Regions from separate parts of the Mus musculus genome. Here region 2 is linked to region 1. The links are chromatin loops, found by intact Hi-C in ENCODE. Cell type or tissue: left cerebral cortex. All regions are shown on one strand. Links, peaks and the distances in the headings refer to the core of each region. The heading gives the core; the rest is flanking DNA.

What was found. Peaks named below come from ENCODE experiments on the same cell type or tissue, not always from the same donor. Only the 100,000 strongest peaks of a DNase experiment are listed, where the experiment ranks them.
Region 2: a loop joins it to region 1, with 34 times the contacts of the local background. A loop is called at or near these places in 3 of 42 quality-filtered maps.

What each region holds. Positions count from the first base shown.
Region 1 is chr19:13,312,560-13,321,144 of GRCm38, reverse strand. It overlaps Olfr1465 (olfactory receptor 1465), which reads left to right and starts at 6,862. Exons shown (of 1, transcript NM_001011841.1): 1 at 6,862-7,785. The coding sequence starts at 6,862. The coding sequence ends at 7,785. In left cerebral cortex, for the core only: no CTCF peak of the experiment used is centred there; no DNase peak of the experiment used is centred there.
Region 2 is chr19:13,255,077-13,263,661 of GRCm38, reverse strand. No RefSeq gene overlaps it. Among named protein-coding and RNA genes, the nearest start is that of Olfr1463, 25 kb to the right of the region's middle. In left cerebral cortex, for the core only: no CTCF peak of the experiment used is centred there; no DNase peak of the experiment used is centred there.

The sequences.
Region 1 (8,585 bases), core at 1,775-6,774:
TTTATATATTTTTGGTATCAGGGAATCTGTGGCCTCATAAAATTAATTGAACACTATTTCTTCTGTTAATATTTAATAGATAATAGCTTATCTATCAGTTTCTTACCAAGTAATATCCATACGGAAGCAAATGCTTAGCATATTTATCATTACAGATATGGGTTACTTTACTCAGAATGATGTTTTTTCTAGTTCATCCATTTGCCTGAAAATTTTGTCATGTCATTTTTTAAACAGTTGACTCATACCCTATGGGGTAAATGTAGCACATTTTCTTTATCCATTCTTCTTTCTATGAATTTCAATGTTGTTTCCCATGTTTGGCTATTATGAATAAAGCATCATTGAATATGGTTGATAAAGTGTTCTTATTTTAGGACGGAACCTCCTTTGAGTATATGCCCAAGGCTGTTATATTTAGGTCATGATGTAGAGCAATTTCATCATTTTGCAGACTTGTTTTCACTGTAGCTGTACAAACTTACACTACAACCAGGAATGGATGGGCTATTCTTATTCCATATTATCAATGGCATGAGCTGTCATTTGTGGTATGTATGTTAGTTATTCTGACATGTGCAAGATAGAATATCAAAATAGTTTTGGCATACAGTTCTTTGATGGTTAAGGATATTGAACTTCATTTAAAAAAAAAGTGTCTCTCACCCATTAGGGTCTTTCTATTGAGAATTCTCTACTTAGATCTGTATCCCATTTTTAATTCGATTATTTGTATTTTGAGCTCTTCATATATTTGAGATAGTACTCCTCTACTGTATGTCAATTTAGGAAAAAATCTCTTGCTATTCTGTGTACTGCTACTTTGTTCTAATGATCAGTTCACAAGCTCCCATTTACTAATTGTTCATCTTTGTGCTTGGATTATCAGTGATATATTTATGAATATTCTCCTGTGCCAATGAATCAAGAATATTCTCCACTTTCTTTTCTATTTTTGTTCAGTGTATCTTCTTTTGTGCTGTCTTTGTATGGATATATTTTCATTCTTCAATATGCATATATCAAGTTTAACTAGCCCTGCTTGCTGAAAATGCTATGATTTTTCAACTGTGTTTTCTGCACTCTATAGAAAATCAGATGCCATTATATATGAAAATTAAAGTTTGGGTCTTCAATTTGATTCCATTGATCATGTGTCAGTATTTATGCCAATATCATGCAGTTTTATCATTATACTTCATTATTACAGTATACAAACATGAAAAGTGAAATGTTTATAAGTTATTTCATTACTCATGAATGTTCTAGCTATCCTGGAATATTCCAATATGAAGATAATAGTTTTCCTTACAAGAAATATAAGGAATTGTTTTTGGAGTATTGGTGATTTTTGCATTGTATCTGGAAATTGCTTTTGGTATTATGGGTCTTTTTAGAAGTTAATCCTACCAATTTATGAGCATGGAAGGTCTTCATGATACCTTCTGTAATCTCTACTTTTAAAGATGGAAGTTTTTTATCATAGAAGGATTTGACGGGCTTTGTAAACATTAAGGAAGGATATATTTTATAGTATTTGAGGCTATTGTAAAAGGTATTGAGTTCCTTATTTATTTCTCAACCCATTTGATGTTTCTATATGGGAAGGCTATTGATTTTTTAAAGTTAATTTGTGTTTATCAGCTGTAGGTATTCTGTTAGTGTCACATAAATATACTATCAATTTTGCAAGCAAAGAAATGTTGACTTCTTTCTTTCCAAATTTTATCCCTTTTATCTGCTTCAATTTTTTTAATCTTAACAGAGAATTTAAGTATGATACTGAATATCTCTCTCTCTCTCTCTCTCTCTCTCTATATATATATATATATATATATATATATATATATATATACATGTGTGTGTACCCAAAAAGTTAATAACCTTGTCTTTTTTCCAAGCTTCTACTGGAATCAATTTGAATTTCTCTTCATATGCATTAATGTAGGTTATTAGCCTGTTCTAAACTGTCTTTATTCTGTTGAAACATGTCATTTTATTCCTAATATTTCCTGGAATTGTATCAAGAAAAAGGGTTGGATTTTCACAAAGGCCCTTTGAGCATATAATGACATTATTGTGTGTTTTTTATTGATTTGTTTATATAGTGTATTTACTAATTTTTTTATATTGATCCAACCAGACATCTCTGGAATAAAGCCTACTTGATGATACTGTCTCATTATTTTATTTCTTAAATTTGTTTGCTAGTATTAAATAGAGTGTGTTTGAATATATGTTCATAAGGGAAATTCATTCTAAATTTATTTTTCATTGATTCTTTATATATTTTGGGTATCAGGAAAACTGTGGTCTAATAAAATTAATTGGACACTATTTCTTCTGTTTATATTTGGTGAAATAATGGAAAGAGTATTTTTGTTAGCTTTTCTTCATATTTTTGATAGATTTCTGGGCTAAAATCATCTGAATCTAGGTTTTTGTACTTGTGGAACCTATAATGTTTGCTTCTGCTTCTCTAGGTGTTATAGGTTTGTTTAAATTGCCTGTTTGTTGTTTATTTTAGTAGCTAAATAAGAAATTTTCTTTTCCTAATTTTATTAAATATAAGTTATTTTCTCATATACTATACATATCCCCATCCTTCCACTATTCCCAGTACCTTCCTACCTTCTCTTCCATCTGGATCCACTCTGCTCCTGGCTCTCATTAAAAAAAAAAGAAGAGATTTCTAATAGATAATGACAAAACACAGCAAAGTAAAACATAACAGAGACAACCAGAAGTAATCGTATATAAGTTGGAAAAAGACAAGCTAACAGAAAAACAAAAGATTCCCAAAAGCAGGAACAAGAACAAGAACATCCACTCTTCACATATTAAGAATTTCCATAGAGGTATTAAAACTAAAAACTATATTATATATGCAGAGGGCATAGTATAATCTCTGTGATTGCTGCTTCAATCTCAGTGATTTCATAAAAGCTTGTTTGACTCAGGGGGTTTAGAGGGCATCATTTGGTGTTGTAGTTCATCTCTGTCACTCCAACTCCTTCTGCATATCTATCCAAGGAGTTCCCTGAGCTCTGAGTGAAGGAACTAAATAGACACATATCATTCAGAGACATGGATCCCAAAGTCTATTTTTGTGTGTAATATATGTCTATGGGCCTATGTATTGTCCCCAACTGCTGCAGTACAAAACTTCTCCAGTGGTAGCTAAATAAAGCATGAGTGTGTGTGTGTGTGTGTGTGTGTGTGTGTGTGTGTGCGTGTGTGTGTGTATGTATGTGTGTGTGTATGATTAATTGAGAATATTATTAAGAGTTTTGTTATTATAATGGTTTTAATTATTTAGAAGAGTAGTATATGCTTTACCTAAGGTCGTTGGGATATCTATTCTCTGATTTTTGGATAGAATCAGTGTCAAGTACGGGTTCCATCTCTTGGAACTTAAGATAATTCAGCCATAAATTGTGTATATTTATGCGTTGTTTGTGTATGGATATGATATGTTTTATATAATATCTGAAATTATATATATATGGATATAATGTATATTGAGTATATCTATCAATACCTCACCTCAAAGTTTCAACTCCTCCCAGTGCCTCTCATCTTGTCTCCCAACTTCATGAACTCCTTACTCCACAATCATTAATAACCCTGTGAGTTCAATTAAAACTTCCCATAGGCAAATGATTGCCTGCAGTTTTAATTGCTTCCTCCCTAGAAAGGAGAATAGGAGCTAGAAGAATTATTGTGAGAGAAATCTCCAGAGGTGAATAACTCTTCCTAGATTTTCTGGTTCCTCATGCATAAGCTACTTAAATAGTATTATGCTTTGAGTCCTTTTTCAGAAGAGTATATCTATGCATTTGAATGGCATTTGCTGCTATCACTTTCATGAACACAATTGGACTAAAGATCTTCTGTTAATCTTCATGAATATTTAAGAAAAATCATTTGAAGGTAAATGCTATATTGACATATTTATTTGTATGATGTCATGTAGACATTGTTTTTTAAGGCACAAGGGATAATATTTATGAGATATTCAATCTTCTCATTTTTCTGTTTGTAGGTAAGGCAAATGTGTAACCCATCCTTGAGAAAGGAAGAATTTAGGTTCAAAAGTCAAAGCTTATTTTCTCTATTTCTTCTGATTTTCATGTTTTAGAGAACATGAAAGTGTTAGTGCACTCCCTGAGGAAGAACTGTGTAACCAGCACTCTAAGGTTTACTTGATTATGTCATGTCCACACAATTGGTTTTACTCTCTTCTTCCAAAGAATTGGTGGCTCTTCATGTATATTAAATAAACATTCTCAGTGAGAAAGGGAGTGGGGTAGAAGTGCCTATTGTGATATATGTTAAGGGAAAAGGGGATCATGGAAATCTTTTCTAAAACAAAGACTGGAGGAAGTTTATGATACAAAGGCAAAAAGTTCTATTTTAGGAAGTTTACCTATTCTCTTAACACAGTAGTTAACAAAACAAAAAACAAACAAAACAAAAACTAAAACCAAGATATTCTGAATCACTGTGAATACTTTTCTAATCTTATTATTGGTTATGAAGAAGCATAGAGAAAACAAGAAGAGTAAAATTCACGATCATATATCCATTTTAACATTTTTGCTATAATTATAGAGAGATGATCATTACATAGTTTGAAAATGATGAGTTTAATATTGGTATAAGGATTAAAATGCTCTGAATATTTTTCATGATAAAAAATAACTTTATACTATGTTGTAACATTTTAATTTCCAAGTTTCATCAATGATAACATAACAAGTATTACTAAAAATAACAGAAAATTATTCATCATGTGTAAATTCCTTGTTAATTGTGGATAATATTTTCTGAAAATAGTCTCTATAATAATAGTTTGTAACCTAAAATTTCTAGGATATCAAGAGACTTGGGGTAGGTAATAATCATTTTTAAAGTAAATATTATATCAAAAGCTTCAATGCAAACAAAAACATGATTTATGTTGCAGCCATTCTGAAAGAATTCACAGGAAGATAGCTTCAACCTAGGATTTAATGACTAGACTAAGTGATGGATTTTGTATTCAAGAAAACAAAACCAATGCAAGGAGTGAATATTATTGCTGTTTGAGAGCCATAAAATGCCAAATATTTTCACATGGGTAAGAGATCTGTATACAGATCCTATAAATGTCCAATTTTATTTGGTCTTATTAGTGATTTTGCTATGGTGTGACAGAATGAAGGAAAGAATAATTTAATGGAAATGGGCTCTAGTGAAATAAATATATGGGTTTGATGTAAGAAGATGAGGAAGACTGGATCACAGGGAATTGAAGGATGACAATCACTGTGTTCAGAAAAATAGGGACATGCTGGACAGCATAATCACTCAGTGACATAATTGAGGAAGGTAAGGGAAAATAAGGAATAAAGAATGAGGATTGCCTGTAGCTGAAGGACCTGTACCTAGCCACCACTAAATTATATCAGAACCTAAAACAGATGACTCTTCAATTAAAATATAACATGAATGGTAACACTTACTGCATTTCTTACAATAACATTGTATTGTCTTTTTTAGGATCTTGTAATCTACTAGCAATAATACCTCAAAATGGACTTCTTCCCTGTTCTATGTTTCTGATGTCATGGAAGATAGCTCCAGATCAGTGAATCCTAAATAGTGAGTAGACCAAAACACAGTATGTGCTATAGATTATGATTATCTGTCTGCAACTTTCATAACTACATCTGGCTGATGATATTGACATTACCAAGTTATTCCACTACATCGACTACAGCATATGCTATACCTGTTACCACGGTATACAATATTTCCTGTTCGTTTCTTACTTACATTAATAAAATACTTTAGAGGTAAACTCAGAAGGAAGTTTAAAGACAAGTTAGAATTTTAGAGAAACACAAAAACAGAGTCAAACTATCATTCTAGCCGCTCTTGATAGGACATGGAGAAAAGAGAGAAAGTCATACTTTTTGAGTTATATCCAAAAAAAATCTGCTACATTAAGCACAAATGTTTTTTAGGCTGAAAGAAAAGGTGGAGGGATTCAGGAAAAAAAAAAGGTAAATTCCAGAGTTTCTGATAATGTCTGCTTTGAGAAGTATCCAAAATATAGATACAAATAAAGGGGAAATGTGGTTATTTCCAAGCCATAGTACTTATTTTAGAGGGCATCCTCTTCTAGGATCTTGTTTTCAAGAAAAAAAAATTAAACAAGTAGCATATGCTTAGAAACAGAAATAAATCGCTGGAATTAAAGTAATGTTGAATTTATGTAATTATAATTTATCTTATCTCCAATTGAATTGAAGTTCTGCTTAGACTCTCATATTTGAGAATCTAATATGAGATTAAATAAAATCAAAAACCGAAGGCAATGACTTGATTTTATACTTAAAATATGAATAAATTTCTCAAACTCTTCATCTCCATACTTAAATGAAAACAATTATCAAATTCTGATATAATTAATAGTATACATGGAATGACACATAATGTTCCTGTCTAGAAAAGCCTTTGGAAATTGGCAGGAGAAAATGTGAGCTTTTGTTGAGCTCAGAAGTGAATTGGGAAACCATCAAACATCACTTTTGTCAAGTTGTTAAATATTCTCACTATATATATAATAAATGTTAAAATAATATATGTACTCTATTAATAATCTTTAAATTATAGCAGATGTACCCTCTGTATATTTACAACATCAAATTTGATTTGGCAAAAGAACTATTGTAGACAATTGCAAAGTACAGATTTTTGCTCAACCAAGTCATATGTTTGCACATATTTTTTCTAATTTCATTCACCTTCTGTATCATCATGTTTCTTTTTTCCAATGTCTATGAACAATTAAAACTTTTAAATGTAACAGTGATGGAGAACAATACAGAAGTGACACACTTTCTCCTGCTTGGACTCACAGATGACCCAGAACTACAGCTTCCCCTCTTCATGATACTTCTAATCATCTACACCATCACCCTGGTAGGAAATCTGGGGAAAATTCTGCTGATTTTCCTGGACTCGTGTCTCCACACTCCCATGTACTTTTTTCTAGGTAATCTGTCCCTGGTGGATTTTTGTTACTCCTCTGATGTCACACCCAAAGTCATGAGTGGGCTCCTAAAAGGAGACAAGGTCATATCCTATAATGGGTGTGCTGCTCAGATGTTCTTTTTTGTAGCCTTTGCTACAGTGGAAAATTTCCTGTTGGCCTCAATGGCATATGATCGCTATGCAGCAGTGTGTAAGCCCTTGCACTATGCCACCACTATGACTTCAGGTGTGTGTGTGTGTCTTTCTATAGGTTCCTATGCCTGTGGTTTCCTGATTGCCTCCATTCACATTGGGGACACCTTCAATCTTTCTTTCTGTAGGTCTAATGTGGTCCATCACTTCTTTTGTGATATCCCAGCAGTCATGATTCTCTCTTGCTCTGATAGACATGTTAGTGAGCTGGTTCTTTTTTATGTAGGGAGCTTCAGTATTTTTTTTTCTGTGTTAGTTATTTGTATATCCTACATATTCATTTTTATCACAATCTTTAAAATGCACTCAGATGCTGGATATGGAAAGGCTGTATCCACTTGTGCCGCACACTTCACTGCAGTGTCTATTTTCTATGGGACTGGCATATTCATGTATTTGCAGCCCAGCTCCAGTCACTCCATGGACACTGACAAAATCACATCTGTGTTCTACACCATGATCATCCCTATGCTGAATCCTCTGGTCTACAGCATGAGGAACAAAGAAGTCAAGCGTGCATTCACAAACGTTTTCCACAAAGCAAAATAGCCTTAATGAATTATTTTTAATGTTGTAGAGTTAATAATACTCATTTTTTTCTGCCACATGCAATTAAATTCTAGAAGGGATTCTCGTATTCCTGCATGTCAAAAGCATAAAAGCATAGAAAAAGGATTATACTGAATTCAGGAGCTTATTAGAGTTTGTTTTTTCCTTTTAAAAATACTTCTGTGAAAATTATGTATATATTGTTTTAGTGGATAATTTGTTAAGTGTTTTCATACAGTAAGAAAATGTAGAAAAGGATCTTCAAAACTGAGCATGTGTCTATATATTTGATATTAATGGACAGGTCCAAAGAAGTTTTAATTGTTATGCTGACACATTCTGACCATTTTCATCTTGTTTAAATAATGTTTTTATTATTGCATTTATTGTTCAGTGGTAAATTGTAGAGCTTGTTTTTCCTAATATAGGATATGAGTACTCAATTATTCCCTTTGTTATAAGACATTGTAGCACAGCTCATAAAAGAATGCTGGGATTTTACAAGATTTTTTTATGAGTGATTAGATCACAATGATACAATCTGCCGTTTATGCTTTGAAACTAGGCACTTTTCAATAAATTCTTACCCTGCAAACAGACTGTTTATACAAGAATGTGATGACTTTGAGTTTAATTTTTAAGTAATGTGAAGTAAATTATCTTGACACTATATGACAGGGAATTTCTGCAGGGATAGATAGAGTAGGAACAAAATTTAAAGTTATGGAGTTTAGGTATAAAAAATTAATTTTGGTGTACATTTGAAACTTTCTGGTTGGTCAAGGGGAATCCTAAGACCA
Region 2 (8,585 bases), core at 1,607-6,606, 57 kb after region 1:
CCATCATTGCCCTAGCAAACTTTACAATGTTTATGAATGTTTTGGTGGCTGGGTTCTTTACCTTTTTCAGTGGTAGTCTGTAGAATAACTTCTCTCAATAATAAGACTAAGACGTGGGAATGAAGACTCCACATAAACATCTGCTAAACTACTCCAGTTTCATTGAGTTATGTGGGTGTTGTTCTCAGCAATGGAGCTCTATTGTCAAATTTCAGAGAGCAACACACTATCTTGGCAACAGCTGGAGATTTTCCCCCTCGGGCATCACAGAGGGATTCATTTGACCAGCTTAGCCAACATGTCAATTGAGTTCAACCTAGTTTTGCTACTAGAACTCTTGCTTAGTGCCAAGTTAAGATTCCATACCCCATTATTAGGAAGACTCATTAAAATCACCATCATAAGTTTTAGGATATTTCCATGGCACTCATTCCCATATGTCTCAAATGCCCCTCAATTATAGCTTTCTATCTTTGCATTGTTTCCCTCCACCCTATCTCTCCTTCTTTCTGGACTTGATTCTCACGTTTCTATTCCCACTCAATCCCATACCACCCTCAAATTCTATTTCTTTTCCCCCTGCCATGGAGATACATATGTCCCCCATCACCAGAAACTTTTTATACAACTAACCCTTTGGGTCTATGGCTTACAGCTTATCTATCAGTTTCTTACCAACAAATAGCCACAGAGAAGCAAATGTATAGAATATTTGTCATTATAAATATGGATTACTTGACTCAGAATGATATTATTTCTAGTTCATACATTTGCCTGAAAATTTTGTCTTGTCATTTTTTAAACAGTTGAGTAATAACGTATTTTGTAAATGTACTGCATTTTCTTTATCCATTCTTCTCTTTAAGAATTTGTATGTTTTCCAGTGTTTGTCTATTATGAATAAAGCATCATTTAATATGATTAAGAAAGTGTCCTTATTTTAGGATCGAGCATCCTTTGGGTATATGCCCAAGGTTGTTATATCTAGATCATGATGTAAAGCAATCCTAACATTCTGAGGATTTGTTTTCACTGTAGCTGTACAAATTAACACTACAACCAGGAATGGATGGGCTATCCTCCTTAATCCATATTATCAATGGCATGAGCTGTCATTTGTGGTATGTATGTTAGTCATTCTGACATGTGTAAGATAGAATATCTAAATAGTTTTGATATACAATTTCCTGATGGTTAAGGATAATGAACTTTTTTTTTAATAAAAGTGTTTCTCACCCATTGGGGTCTGTCTTTTGAGACTTCTCTACTTAGATATGTGTCCCATTTTAAACTAGATTATTATTTGTTCTTTGATATCTAGTGTTTTGAGTTCTTCATATATTTGAGAGAGCATTCCTCTATTGAATGTGAATTTAGGAAAAATCAGTTGCTACTCTGTATGCTGCCACTTTGTTCAAATAATGGATCCACAGGTCCCATTTACTAGTTGTTCATCTTAGTGCTTGGATATCAGTGTCGTATTTATGAATATTCTCCTGTGCCAATGCATCAAGAATATTCTCCACTTTCTTTTCTATTTTGTTCAGTGTATCTTCTTTTGTGCTGAGGTCTTTGTATGGATATATTTTCATTCTTCCATATGCATACATCACGTTTAACTAGCCCTGCTTGCTGAAAATACTACCATTTTCCATTGTGTTTTTCTGCACTCTTTATAGAAAACCAGATGTTCATAGATATGAAAATTAAAGTTTTGGTGTTCAATGTGATTCCACAGATCATGTGTCAGTATTTATGCCAATATCATGCAGTTTTTATCGATATACTTCACTAGTACAACATACAAACAGGAAGAGTGAAAGAGCTTCATTAGTTCTTTTACTATTCATAAATGTTTTAGCTATACTGGTAATTTTCCATATGAAGATAATAAATTTCCTTCCAAGAAACACGAGGAACTGTATTGGTGTTTTGATGATTATTGCATTAAATCTGTAAATCACTTTTGGTATGATGGCTTTTTTAGAAGTTAATCCTACTAACTTATGAGCATGGAAGGTCTTCATGATACAGTCTGTAATTTCTACCTCCAAAGATTGAAGTTTTATCATAGAATTATTTGACTTGCTTTGTAAATATTGAGCAAGGATATTTTATAATATTTGAGGCTATTGTGGAAGGTACTATCTTTCTTATTTATTTCTTAATCCATTTGATGTTTCTATATGGGAAGACTATTGATTTTTGTGAGTTAATTTTGTGTTTATCAGCTGTAAGTATTCTGTTAGGGTGGCATAAATATACCATCAAATCTTCAAGCAAAGACATGTTGACTTCTTCCTTTCCAAATTTTATCCTTTTTAACCCCTTCAATTTTTTTTAGCTAATACTTCAAGTACTAAACTGATATATATATCAAGTACTGAACATATATATATATATATATATATACACACATATATATATACACATATCTATATATATATACATATATATATATATATATACATATCTATATATATTATTAATCTTGTCTTTAACCAGTTTTTAGTGTAATCAATTTGCATTTCTCTTCATATGCATTGATATAGGCTATTGGCCTTCTATAAACTGTCTTTATTATATTGAAATATATCATTTTATTCCTAATATCTCCAGGAATTTTATCAAGAATTAGTATTGGATTTTCTCAAAGGCCCATTGAGCATATAATTACATTATTGTGTGCATTTTATCCATTTGTTTATATGATGTATTTACTAATTTTTTTATATTGAATCCACCAGGCATGATGATACTGGGTCATCATTTTACTGTGCTCCTTGAATTTGTCCACTAGTATTAAATATAGTGTGTTTGAATATATATTCATAAGGTAAATTGATTCTAAATCTCTTTTTCATTGAGTCTTTATATATTTTTGTTATCAGAGAAACTGTGGCCTCGTAAAATTAACTGGACACTATTTCTTCTGTTTATAATTTGTGAAATAAAGAAAAGAATATTGTTGCTAGCTTTTCTTTATATTTTGATATATTTGTGGGCTAAAATTATCTGACCCTTGGTTTTTGCAGTTGTGCAACCTACAATATTTGCTTCTGCTTCTCTAGGTGCTATAGGTTTGTTTAAATTGTCTGTTTGTTGTCTTATTTTAGTAGTTAAATAAGAAATTTTCCTAATTTTATTAAATATAAATTATTTTCTCATATAATACACTCCATATACATATTCCCATCTCTCCACTACTCCCAGTACCTTCCTACATTCTCTACCATCTGGATCCACTCTCCTCCTGGCTCTCATTTGAAGAGAAGAGGTTTCTAATAGATAATGATTAAACACAGAAAAGTAAAACAAAATGGAAACAAACAGAAGTAATCTTATCTAAGTTGGGAAAAAGATAAGTAAACAGGAAAATAAAAGATTCTCAAAAGCAGGAACAAGAATAAAACATCCAATCTTCACATATTAAGAATTTCCATAAAGGTATTAAAACTGAAAACTATATTATATATGCAGAGGGCATAGTATAGTCTCTGTGATTGCTGCTTCAGTCTCTGTGATTTCATAAAAGCTTGTTTTGCAGCCGGGCGGTGGTGGCACACACCTTTTAATCACAGCACTTGGGAGGCAGAGGCAGGCAGATTTCTGAGTTTGAGGCCAGCCTGGTCTACAGAGTAAGTTCCAGGACAGCCAGGACTATACAGAGAAACCCTGTCTCAAAAAAAAAAAAAAAAAAAAAAAAAAAAAAAAAAAAAAAGCAAAGCAAAGCACAGAAAAGAAAAAACGAAAAATAGCTTCTTTTGCACAGTGTGTTTAGAGGGCATCATTTTGGTGTTGTAGTTCATCTCTCTCCAACTCCTTCTGCATATCTATCCAAGAAGTTCCCTGAGCTCTGAGTGAAGGAACTAAATAGACACATCTCATTCACAGTCATGGGTTCCAAAGTCTATTTTTGTGTGTAATATATGTCTATGGGCCTGTGTACTGTCCCCAAATGCTAAAGAATAAAGCTTTTCCAGTGATAACTAAATAAAGCATGCACATGCTTGTGTGTGTGTGTGTGTGTGTGTGTGTGTGTGTGTGTGTGTGTGTGTGATTAATAGAGGATATCATTAAGAGTTTTGTTATTATAATAGTTTTAATTATTTAGAGGAGTAGTATATGCTTTACCTAAGGTCCCTGGGAAATCTGTTCTCTGGTTTTTGGATAAAATCAGTGACAAGTATGGTTTCCATCTCTTGGAACATAAGAAAATTCAGCTATAAGTTTTGTATATTTATGAGTTGTCTGTTCGTGTATGACTGATATGTTTTATATAATATCTGAAAGTATATATATGGATATAATGTATATTGAGCATATCCATCTACAAATACCTACGCAACTTTCCAAATCTATCCAGTGCCTCTCATCTTGTCTCTCAACTTCATCAACTACTTATTCCACAATTATCAATAACCCTTTGAGTTCAATTAAAACTTCCCATAGTCAAATGACTGCCTGCCGTTTTAAATGCTTCCTCCCTAGAAAGGAGAATAGGAGCTAGAGGTATTACTGTGAGAGAAATCTCCAGAGGTGTCCAACTCTTCCTAGATTTTTCTTGTTCCTCATGCATAAGCTACTTAAATAGTAATACACTTTGAGTCATGTTCCAGAAGAGTATATCCATGCAAGTGAATGGCATTTGATGTTATCACTTTCAAGAACACAATTTGACTAAAGATCTTCTGTTAATCTTCTGCCATGTTTAAGAAAAATTACTTGAAGGTAAATGCCATATTGGCATACTTTAATTGTATGATGTCATGTAGACATTTAGTTTTTTTCTTAAGGCACAGGGGATAAAATTTGTGAGATATTTAATCTTCTCATTTTTCTTTTTGTAGGTAAGGCAAATGTGAAACCCATCCATGAAAGATGAAGAGTTGATAGAGGTTCAAAAGTCAAAGCTTATTATCTCTATTTCATCTGTTTTCCATGTTTTGGGGATCATGAAATTGTTAGTGTACACTCCAAGGAAGAACTGTGTAACCAGCATTCTGAGGTTTACTTGATTATGTCACATTCACACTATTGGTTTTACTCTCTTCTTCCAAAGAATTGGTGGCTCTTCATGTATGTTAAATAGACATTGGCAGCTAGAAAAGGAGTGGGATAGATGTGCCTATTGTGATATATGTTAAAGGAAAAAAGGATCATGGAAATGCTTTCCTAAAACAAAGACTGGGGAAAGTTGATGATACAAAGGTAAAATATCCATGAATATTTATGGATATTATATAGGCCTTCTGGAGCTGCTTCCAAACTCGCTGTCTCGCCCACTTGAGCACCTTGAGCCTAAAGAATGAAGGTTGGGGAAGCAGCATGTCAGCACTATGTACAGAGGCTACTTTTACAATTGGAGGGGGCCCCCTGTAGAGTGATTTATAGGGGCTCACTCTAAACTGTCCAGAGGTGTTTCTAATTCTGAAGAGCACAATATTATAATATTATATATATTAAGAGCACATATAAATTATAACATTAAGCTCTGATAATGTGTCATACAAGCATTGGTCATCCATTGGTCAGGGGGCTGTTGGATAATGCTTTCAAGAGTGTGGGGTGCCACTACAGTTATTTGCTGTCCTAGAGTGAGCTTATCAGCATCCTTGACAAGTAGAGCTATGGCAGCAATGGCTTTCAGGCAAGAAAACCATCTGCTGGCAACAGGTCTAACTTCTTGGATAGATAAACCACTGGCCTTTTTCAAGGTCCCAAAGTCTGAGTAAGGACTCCTCTGTCGATCCCTGCTCTCTCTTCCACATAAAGAGTGAAAGGATTGGCTAGGTCAGGCAAAGGCTGGCCATCAGTAGGACCTTTTTAATTTCTTCAAAGGCTTTCTGGTGATCTGGGGTCCACACAAACACCTCTCCTTCCTTGGCTGGAGGGTACAACAGGGCAGCTAAGGTCACAAACCCAGAGCCTGCAGAAGCCAGAGGTATCCCAAAATTCTCTTACTTGCCTTAGTGTAGTTGGGGTGGGGATCTGAGATACAGTCTTTTTTTCCTGGCTTACTTTAGCCACTGCTTCCCATCTTGAAGGATGTATCCCAAATAAGTAACTTCAGTCTGACACAGCTGAGCCTTTTTAGCTGAGGCTTGGTAGTCCAAATCACTTAACTTTTTTAGCCACATTGGTCTTCTGTTGCCCAGGTCACTGTCTAGGTCCTGTTTTTCCTTTCTTTCCTACCACTGCGGCTAAGATTCTAGTCAAATTTTTCTCTTGTCTACGATCCCTCCTATCTTCTCTTTCTTCTACTTCCCACTGCTCTCTTTCTCTTGTAATATGCCTTCTCTGCCTCTTTCACTAGATCACATAAATGTCTCCCTCTTGTAATACACCTTCCAATCTCTGAAGAAACTTTAAAGAGGAAAAAAAACAAACAATCAAAAAAACCCTTAAACAATTACAGGAAAAACACAACCAAGCCAGAAAAGAATTGAACAATACCATTCACACTATGTCACATTTATATTATATACAATATTATATATATATATATATATATTATATATATATATAATATATATATATATTATATATATATATATAATATTATATGTATTATAATTTATATATGTCACATTCACACTATTTGTTTTACTCTCTTCTTCCAAAGAATTGGTGGCTCTTCATGTATGTTAAATAAACATTATATTATATCATATATATATATATATATATATTATATATATATATTATTATATATGTTATATGTGACATTATCAGAGCTTAATATCTGTCTCTGTACCAATACCATGCAGTTGTTATCCCTATTGCAGTGTAATACAGCTTGAGGTCAGGGATGGTGATTCCCTCAGAAGTACTTTTATTGTTTAGATAGATTTTGCTCTACTGGATTTTTTTTTTTGTTATTCCAAATGGATTTGAGAATTATCTTTCTTACTCTATGAAGTATTGAGTTAGAATTTTGATGTGGATTTCACTTTTAGCAAAATGTCTTTTTTTGCTATATTAATCCTGCCAGTCCATGAACATAAGATATTTTTTCCAGTTTCTGAGATCATCTTCGATTTCTTTCTTCAGAGATGTGAAGTTCTTGCCATACTAATATTTCACTTGTTTGATATGAGTCACACCCAGGTGTATTCTATTATTTGTGACTATTGTAAAGGGTGTTTTTTCCCTAATTTTTTTTTCTCAGCCTGTCTTTTTTCTTCTAGATGGTTTTGTCTTCACTGTAAAACTTCAGGTCCACATAGGTGTGTAGGTTTAATTCTGGGGCTTCAGTTCTATTCCATTGATCTACCAGTCTATCTCTGAACGAATATCATGTGTTGTTCTTTTTTTATCAATATTGTTGTATAGTACACCTTAAGGATGGGACAGTGATTACCAGAAGAAAAATCTCTAAACAGAGTCAACTATAACAACTAACTCCAGAGATTACCAGATGGTGAAAGGCAAACGTAGGAATCTTATTAACAGGAATCAAGACCACTCACCATCATCAGAACCCAGCACTCCCACTTCACCAAGTCCAGGGCACCCCCAACACACCCGAAAAGCTAGACCCGGATTTAAAAGCATATCTCATGATGATGGTAGAAGACATCAAGAAGGACTTTATTAACTCACTTAAAGAAATACAGGAGAACACTGCTAAAGAGTTACAAGTCCTTTAAGAAAAACAGGAAAACACAATCAAAGAGGTAGAAGTCCTTACAGAAAAACAAGCAAAAAACATCCAAACAGGTGATGGAAATGAACAAAACCATACTAGACCTAAAAAGGGAAGTAGACACAATAAAGAAAACTCAAACTGAGGCAACTCTGGAGATAGAAACCCTAGGAAAGAAATCTGGAAACATAGATGCGAGCATCAGAAACAGAATACAAGAGATGGAAGAAAGAATCTCAGGTGCAGAAGATTCCATAGAGAACATCAGCACAACAATCAAAGAAAATGGAAAATGCAAAAAGATCCTAACTCAAAACATCCAGGAAATCCAGGACACAATGAGAAGACCAAACCTACGGATAATAGGAGTGGATGAAAATGAAGATTTTCAACTCAAAGGACCAGCAAATATCTTCAACAAAATGATAGAAGAAAACTTCCCAAATCTAAAGAAAGAGATGCCCATGATCATACAAGAAGCCTACAAAACTCCAAATAGACTGGACCAGAAAAGAAATTCCTCCCAACACATAATTATCAGAACAACAAATGCACTAAATAAAGATAGAATACAAAAAGCAGTAAGGGAAAAAGGTCAAGTAACTTATAAACGCAAGCCTATCAGAATTACACCAGATTTTTCACCAGAGACTACGAAAGCCAGAAGAGCCTGGACAGATGTTATACAGACACTAAGAGAACACAAATTCCAGCCCAGGCTACTATACCCAGCCAAACTCTCAATTACCATAGATGGAGAAACCAAAGTATTCACGACAAAACCAAAGTCACACATTACCTTTCCATGAATGCAGCCCTTCAAAGGATAATAACAGAAAAAAAAAAAAAAAAAAAAAACAATACAAGGACAGGAACCTCGCCCTAGAAAAAACAAGAAGGTAATCCCTCAACAAACCTAAAAGAAGACAGCCACAAG